Regions from separate parts of the Homo sapiens genome. Here all the other regions are linked to region 1. The links are chromatin loops, found by intact Hi-C in ENCODE. Cell type or tissue: GM12878. All regions are shown on one strand.

Region 1 (2,500 bases):
TATGAAAGATAAATTTTCTGGACATAGTATCCTTGGCTAACAGTGTTTTTCTTTTAGTGCTTTGAATATATCATCCCATTTTCTCCTGGTCTGTAAAGTTTCTGCTGAGAAATTAGCTTTTAGTCAGATAGAGGGTTTCCTTTATAGATGATAAAATGTTTTTCTCTTGCTGACTTTAGAATTTGTACTGTCACTTTGACTTTAGACAGCCTGAATTGCAATAGGCCATGGTGAAGTACTTTTTGCATTGTATTTTCTGGGGATCATTGAGACTCCTATATCTGGATATTTAAATCTCTTCCTAGAATTGTGAAGTTTTCATTTATTACTTTGTTAAGTAGGTTTTCTAAGCCTTTCAATTTCTCTTTACCCTCAGGGATACTAACAATTAATACATTCAGTTGCTTTTTGTAGTCCCAAGTATCTCAAAGGCTTTGTTCATTTTTTAAAAAATCTTTTTTCTTTATTTTTTGCCTGACTAGATTATTTCAAAATATTTGTCTTCATGTTCTGAAATTCTCTATTCTGCTTGGCCTAGTCTATTTTTGAAACTTTCGATTGTATTTTGTTCTTGCTTTGATGACTTTTTCAGTTCCAGAATGTCTGTTTTTTTCAAAAAGATATTTATCTCTTTGATAAATTTTTCACTTATTTCCTGAATTGAGTTTTGAGCTCTTTGTATTGCTTTTCATATTTCTCTTGCATCATTGAACTTTTAAAAATAAATATTTTGAATTCTTTATCTGGCATTTTGAGGATTGCTTTTTGGTTAGGATCTATTGCTGGAGAATTATTGTGTTCCTTTGAGGATGTCATATTGCTTTTTCATGTTTCTTATGTCTTTACAGCATTTGCTTCTCTTTATTTTTGAATTTTCCTTCACTGGGGGGGCTTTTTCCTGAATATGTGACTATGATGTTGGTTGGGTTTGCTTTTGGGTGCATGGAGTAGGGAAGACTACTATAATTTCATTGGCTATAAATAGCATCAGTGGTATCTGTGGTTTCCTTGGTGTGTTAGGGTGCGGTTATTGGTGGAGGCTGTGGTGAACTTGTGCTAGGGTCTGGAATGCCAGATTGGTCTGTCTTTAGCTTTCAGTGGGGCTAAGCATGTCTATCCTTGTGTTCTGTGGCAGTGTATTCTGATACTTGTGTTGGTGGTTCCAAGCAGGCTGATTTTTGGGCTCTGGGTGCCTTTCTCAATGCTGGTTGTGGTAGTGGTGGACTGGTTGGGTGAGTAGGCTCTTGGGTTCCTGGGCAGCCACATGATGTGGGCAATGGTGGTAGCAGTAGTGGTGAGATGCTCTTCTGATTCCCAAGTGCTGTGCTTTTGTGTTGGCAGTTGCAATGGGCCATGCAGGCTGGCTTCTGGGCCATGCAGGCTGGCTTCCAGGCCACTAGGTGGTGCTTGCAGGTAGAAGCAAGCACCTGCAGATACTTGAGGTGGTAGTGATATGTTGTTTGTGTCCAGCCTCTGTCCCCCAGGATAAATGCTTAGGTGCCCCAGGTGGTGGATTGGGTTATGGAACCCCCAGGACCATGGATCCTGCACTCTGTCTCAGAGGGTGGGGTGAAGCCAAGCAGAGCCAGACCAGGCAAACTTGTGCACAGGTCCCCCAATGATGAGTGCATGGACTAGCTGTGATGAGGAGTTGGGGGTGAGGTGGGTTGATCCTTGGGCCCTGGAGAAATGCTTGGGTGAGGGGCAACCACCACTACAGTGAGGTCTTACCATGTGGTGGGGGTGGCCAGTCCCAGCAGTCTCAGCAGCCACAGCCTTGGCCAGCAGCTGGGGGACTTATGTCCTTTTCATGCCCCAGTGCTTGTGGGGCTCCCTCCCCCATCCTGGCTGTTGCAGCTGGGGGATCCCTCCCCCATCCTGGCTGTTCAGTCAGACCTGGTAGTTCATGCCTAGCCTGGAACTCAGCGCTGGGCCATGGGGGCCCTCTTCCCAGCTCATGTCCAAGTTTCTGCAGCAACTCTTGTCTTACTCAGGACAAGTGGAGGAGTTGTCCACATGTAGCACCAGCAGCTGCAGCCCACAGCACACTTGCTTCTCAGTCCCGTTTGCAAAAGCCTCCCCCACACCCCTACCTAGGCCCCATGCCCCACTCTGGAAGCAGCAGCCTGAGTTTCCCCAATGCCCGGGACTGGTGCCACTGGTTTCCAGGACTGAGCATAGTCTGTTAAAAGCAAGGATCAAGAATGGTGTTTTATTGTAGCTCCTCAGGTCCCAGAAAGAGTGTGAGACCCAAAGTGTGTTCCCTCCTTGGGGTTCCTTCCTACAGTCTCCTGGCTGCTCCCAAGTCAGAATCAGGGCTTAGAAGACTCAAAGTGTTTCTCCTATGGCTTGGATAGTACAGTTCCCAAGTGAGAAGGTAAATTGTAGGAAGACACTCACTCACCTTCCCCTGTACTGAGGGATTCACTACCAGTTCCGGGCCAATCCTAGCCACAGAAGCTGCACATTTTCCTTCTCCTTCCTAGATTTTAGTGTTTCC
Region 2 (2,500 bases), 200 kb after region 1:
TCCAAATCTTTAGGGTTTTATGTTTCAAAGTGCACATTCCTACTGCTTTCCTTCCAGGTTTGAGATTTTCGTCTCTGCCCTCTCCCTTTGAGAATCCCTGTATAATAAGAGGCATGACTGATAGGCAATGTTGCCCATAGGAATAGTGTGGAGGCAGGAAAAGAAGAATCATTGTTAGGAACAGGAGGGAGCCACTGAATGTTTGTGGGCAGAGAAGTGACAGATTCCATGGAATTCACTTAGATATGCTCTGGGCTTCTCAAACCATCCGTGGTGAAGGACCAGCTGTTTTCTGCCTTTTCTCATATATTACAGACTGATATTTTTAGAAACTATAATAAAAAATGAGTTACTAGAAAAATGTAATAAAAAGGTACAAAATGCAAGCACCAATTATTAATTATTAGTTTCAACAGACACAAAATAGCTTGTCAAATTGCTACAAAAGCTTCACATGCTTGTCTTAATCTCTGTTCTCTCCTCATTGCACACCTGTAATCAACAGTTTGCCAATGTCCCCACTCTACAAATGATAGCATGAGTGCAGCCTCTGCTCTGCAAAGATCTGATCTGAGGGAGAGAGGCTGATTAGGAGGCTGTATGCTGTATTTTAGAAGACAGAGAGCAGATCAGGGCCTGGTCTAAGGCAAGAGCAGGGGTAAGAAAAGGAGGGAAGACAAATGAATGAGTAAGACTTTTGGTCTTATTTCAGCCATTTTGTTTTATGCTTAAAAAATGCTTTTGATTAGTTTCTTTGTTTTCTGTCTGATGCTACAATTTTTTAGGGGTGGCTTTTATTTTCTGTAATCATTTGGAAGGTACACATTCTGTTTATTAGCACTACAAGTAGTTTTCATTAAGTTTTTCAAAAACGTATGGCACCTTTATTTCTCCAAACTTGATAGAGGAAAAAAAAAAAAGAAAAAGAACCATTGTCTTTTGACCTCCCATTCTCTAAAATGAGAAATGCTCTACATTTCAACTTTCTCCTACTCTCCATTTTTCATTCTTTACTCTTGTTAATATAATTTGGGGGTTATACCTAAATTCTTATTATTAAACTATTATTATATGGCTTATATGTCTCATTTCATGATCGCTTTTGATATATTATAACCATATTTATAATATTCATTTAGATATAGCTCTGTGTTTAACTGGGTTCTGTGTTTACTGTTGGTGCTTTTATACCAAAGCTTTTTTTTTTTTAAAAAAAAAATCAAGTTCATTTATTTTGAATCACCTCTTGCTATGATGAATGAAAGCATTAAGTAAAATTGCCAGGGTAACCAACTGGGAGTGTGTGTGTGACATGAGAAGAAAAGCAGCCTGACCTCTTGGAGCCGGCTGGCATCACAGCTAGACTTTAGTGCTCTCCTGTTGAAAATAACTTCACAGAGCATCAGTGTCAGACCAGGCTACTCTGTGATGATGGTGGAGCATGACAAAGACAAGACCACTTCATGACCATGTCTGAACACAACAAAACATGTACATTGTACAAGCCACAGAAGTGACCAACCATCCCCCTCTCATGGCTAATACAAGGGATTGCTGCTTCTTTACCAAGTACAGCGTTAATCTTTTCTGGTCTTCCCACATTCTAGATAGATAAGATTTATTAAGATACCCATTCATAAGATACCCCTGCTTCTGGACATCAGCCAATCCAAACCAAAGCCCTACACACTAAAATCACTTAACACAAAACACAAATCCTACAAATGCTTTGTAATGCCCTCTCACTAACAAGACTCAAGGTTTCCCACGGTGTGAATTCTCCCTCACTGAAATGAGTAATAAACCCAACATTTTTAGATGTGTTCCTGGTGGTCTATAGCTGGAGGGCATTCACAAGGAGAATTATTGCTTTGATGGTCCTCCTTATTAGCCTCCTCATATCTACCTCCTCTACCCAGTAACTTTGTATCCCTGCTACCACTCTGAGACCAAGCTAAGATGATGGAGGACGAGAGAAATAGAGATCAGTCAGGTGAATCTAATTGTCTGGACAAGGCCACAGTCATGTGAAGTATCCCCGCTCAGATCTGCAGAAATCCCCAGACAACTCATAATCTTGTGAACAAAAATAAATGTTTATTGTTTTATCTCACGGAGATTTTGTGGTTGCTTGCTTTGCAGCATTATTGTGGCAATAGATAATGGGTACAGTTTACTGTCTAAGAGTATATTTCTTTTGACAACCTACTTTGGGGAGAATTATTGGATCATACACTTTTCTTCGAAACTTTATAAATTTGCTCCATTGTATTCCAGTGTTGGGGCTTGATTTTAGCTTCTGCTTAAACTGTTGTGATTTTCTCTTGGTATCACCAATTATGTATAAGTTAGGTCTCTTATCCTCATTCTATTTACCAATTTCTTATTTATCTTTTTATCTTTAATTGCATTTTTAATTTTCTTGAACTCTTTCCCTTTTTCGATTGGCTCCATTTTTTGTCTAAGGCCAAAATTAAATCTCTTTTCCCATCACATCTTC
Region 3 (2,500 bases), 320 kb after region 1:
CAGATACATTCTCCTAGAAAATTAAACAATCCTTTGTGTAGGCCTATTCAGCAAAATTCTAGTATGGCATTGAGAAAACACCCTACTTTCCCTTTACCTTATTTCCAAGTTTTTGATAATGTTTTACCACTGTATATTAGAGAAGGATAAATATAGAGGTTGTTAGAAATTCATACAATTCTGGAGAACATAGACACTAGATAAGAACTGGACAGAAGCACTGTAATTATTTCAGAATACATTTAATCCAGGAGGAAAAGGCAGTATTAGAAAGATCTATGTTGGGCAGAGTTTGAACAGCATTCTTCAATCTGCTTTACCAAGCATAAAACTTGTATTTTTAAATCTTTGTCTAATTTACTTCTTTAATTTATTTCTCAGTTGGTTCACACTTCAAGAATTGAAGAGACAGATGTTGTCTCTTTTTCTCCTCACATCTTAACACTAATTACTTCCTACAAGGTATCATTCAATAAACCAGAAAAGTAAGATCAATATCACAGATGCTCTTGACCAATGATACAAGGGAAACTGGACACATAAACCTTATCTTTTGCCCTTCTCTCCCCCATCAGAGTAGCACATGAGACAACTGTACTCAGCTTTGTAAATTATTAGCCAAATTTCTTAAAATTCTTAAATTCCTTACTGGCAGGTGGCTACAATCTACTGACGCATGTGTGTTTGAGAAATAGACATTTTTCTTTTCCAAAAATGTATAAAATAAAAATCCTTCCATGCCATCTTTTGGGTGTTTCTGGCATTATGTTATTTGTCTTTACATATATAGTTGTTAATTTTGGTAGGTGTCTAATTATGGACCACTATTTCATAAGACAATGGGACAGTATTGTTAATGGGAAACATCTTCAAAATATAATATTAACTTTAAATACAAATTTAATTAACTGGTCTCAACCATGAGGAAAAAGTCTATATTTATAATTCAAATTTTATTTAAACTCTACCTTCTCAAGTACCGTTGTTATGCAGCTTACTCATTTCTACAGTGCAATTTATAACAAAAATATCAATCACCTGGTTATCCACTAGATGTCAGTCCATCCTCACACTGAGGTAACAGGTAGACTATTCATCTGGTGACAAAAAAAAAAATCTGAGAAGTCATATACTTGCCTCCCTCCCAGTGGCATGAGGGACACCACAAGCAGGCCAACTTTCCATTCTTTTTTGTGTAATATAGGCTCAGATTGCCTTTATCATTGGCTAACTGACATTGGCAAACTGTGGTCTCAATAATCTCTTGCTTCCCTCTCATTAAACATGGCAGGCTCCAACTGAATTTGAAGGGAGTAATCAATGCTTTGTTTGGCTGTGTTAAATTCATGACGCAGAATGGAACTGAATGCCAGGATCATACGATACAAAAATAAATGTGTCTCTCAATCATGTGGTTCATTTTTAATGACCCCCAGAATGGAACATTACACACCCATTGACTGTAACCATACTGCCTGGCATGACTTTAGCTGCCAGCATCCTCAACAGCATCCTCCCAACAAAGGCTCAGGGTATATTTAGGATGCACAAAATTTATAGTATAATAGTTCATATGCTCTTAACTTCATATGAGCAAGTATTTTAATCAGGATGATCCTGGTGCAGGCTCAGAGGCATTTATGTAGTTGATAATTATGGTTTCAGAAGCTCTTTGCAGGGAACAGTTTACATTGGCAGTCTCTAAATCATATCTAGTTGAGTTAAAGCTACATTTGCCAAAGTGTCCTCTGACAGACACTGGTCCTGTAGGATGTGAATAGATTATAATAAAAGGATTCATAGAGGAGAATTCCATGGAATACTCTGGAAGAAACAGAATCAAACATGTTTCTCTGATGCAGGACTTCCCAGCACTTTTAATAGTGTCATGTGCAAATATCCAAGAAGAGGCTGTAATATGTGGGTTTTCTTTTTGATTTTAGAATAATTATTTTACAGAATATTTTGCCAAAGAAGTTAATTTTGAAAAAAGCAAAAGAGACTTCTGGACTACAAAGAGATACTTAGTCTCATGTTGCCCTTCCACCCTTTCTTACTGTTTTTCTTTCTCTTTCCTTCTGCATCATATATTGAACATATTTTATGTGTCAGGCACTATGCTGGAATAAAGTAATTTAGGTGTCATGCTGCAAAGAACAAAGGGTATTACTAGGGCATACTTTTTCTAGTAATACATAGAAATCCTTGTATCTAGGTACATTTTACATTTGGAAAGTTTCAAGGTCTGCAGCCCACCTAAAATAGGCACTGGCTATTGCCGTTGGACCCATGTTGTATCAGGGAAGGAAGTAGTTCTCTATGCAGTCAAAGGAATTCTTTCAGCTGGATTTGAAATCTTTTAGTGAGGACTTGACAAGAAAAGTGTTTAACCAACAGGAATTTAATGGGAAAAGTTTGGAGTTGTCGGCAGGACAGAGGCAAGTTTTGGAACAGAATTAAGTGATCCAAAGAGCCTGCCTTAAAAAACTACATAAGGGAG

Evidence for each region. Peaks named below come from ENCODE experiments on the same cell type or tissue, not always from the same donor. Only the 100,000 strongest peaks of a DNase experiment are listed, where the experiment ranks them.
Region 2: it touches region 1 in a loop (3-fold over the local background); 3 of 110 quality-filtered maps call a loop at or near these places.
Region 3: a loop joins it to region 1, with 6 times the contacts of the local background. A loop is called at or near these places in 3 of 110 quality-filtered maps.

Annotation. Positions count from the first base shown.
Region 1 is chr3:31,447,596-31,450,095 of GRCh38, reverse strand. No RefSeq gene overlaps it. Among named protein-coding and RNA genes, the nearest start is that of STT3B, 84 kb to the left of the region's middle. RefSeq lists a silencer at 1,249-1,427. In GM12878, a CTCF peak has its summit at 1,381 (motif pointing right); a DNase peak (open chromatin) is centred at 1,285; H3K4me3 peaks cover 654 bases; H3K27ac peaks cover 2,098 bases.
Region 2 is chr3:31,244,592-31,247,091 of GRCh38, reverse strand. No RefSeq gene overlaps it. Among named protein-coding and RNA genes, the nearest start is that of MIR466, 84 kb to the right of the region's middle. RefSeq lists an enhancer at 1,482-1,551. In GM12878, a CTCF peak has its summit at 1,538; DNase peaks (open chromatin) are centred at 1,492 and 1,926; H3K4me3 peaks cover 457 bases; H3K27ac peaks cover 2,442 bases.
Region 3 is chr3:31,130,915-31,133,414 of GRCh38, reverse strand. No RefSeq gene overlaps it. Among named protein-coding and RNA genes, the nearest start is that of MIR466, 30 kb to the left of the region's middle. In GM12878, a CTCF peak has its summit at 1,061 (motif pointing right); a DNase peak (open chromatin) is centred at 1,084.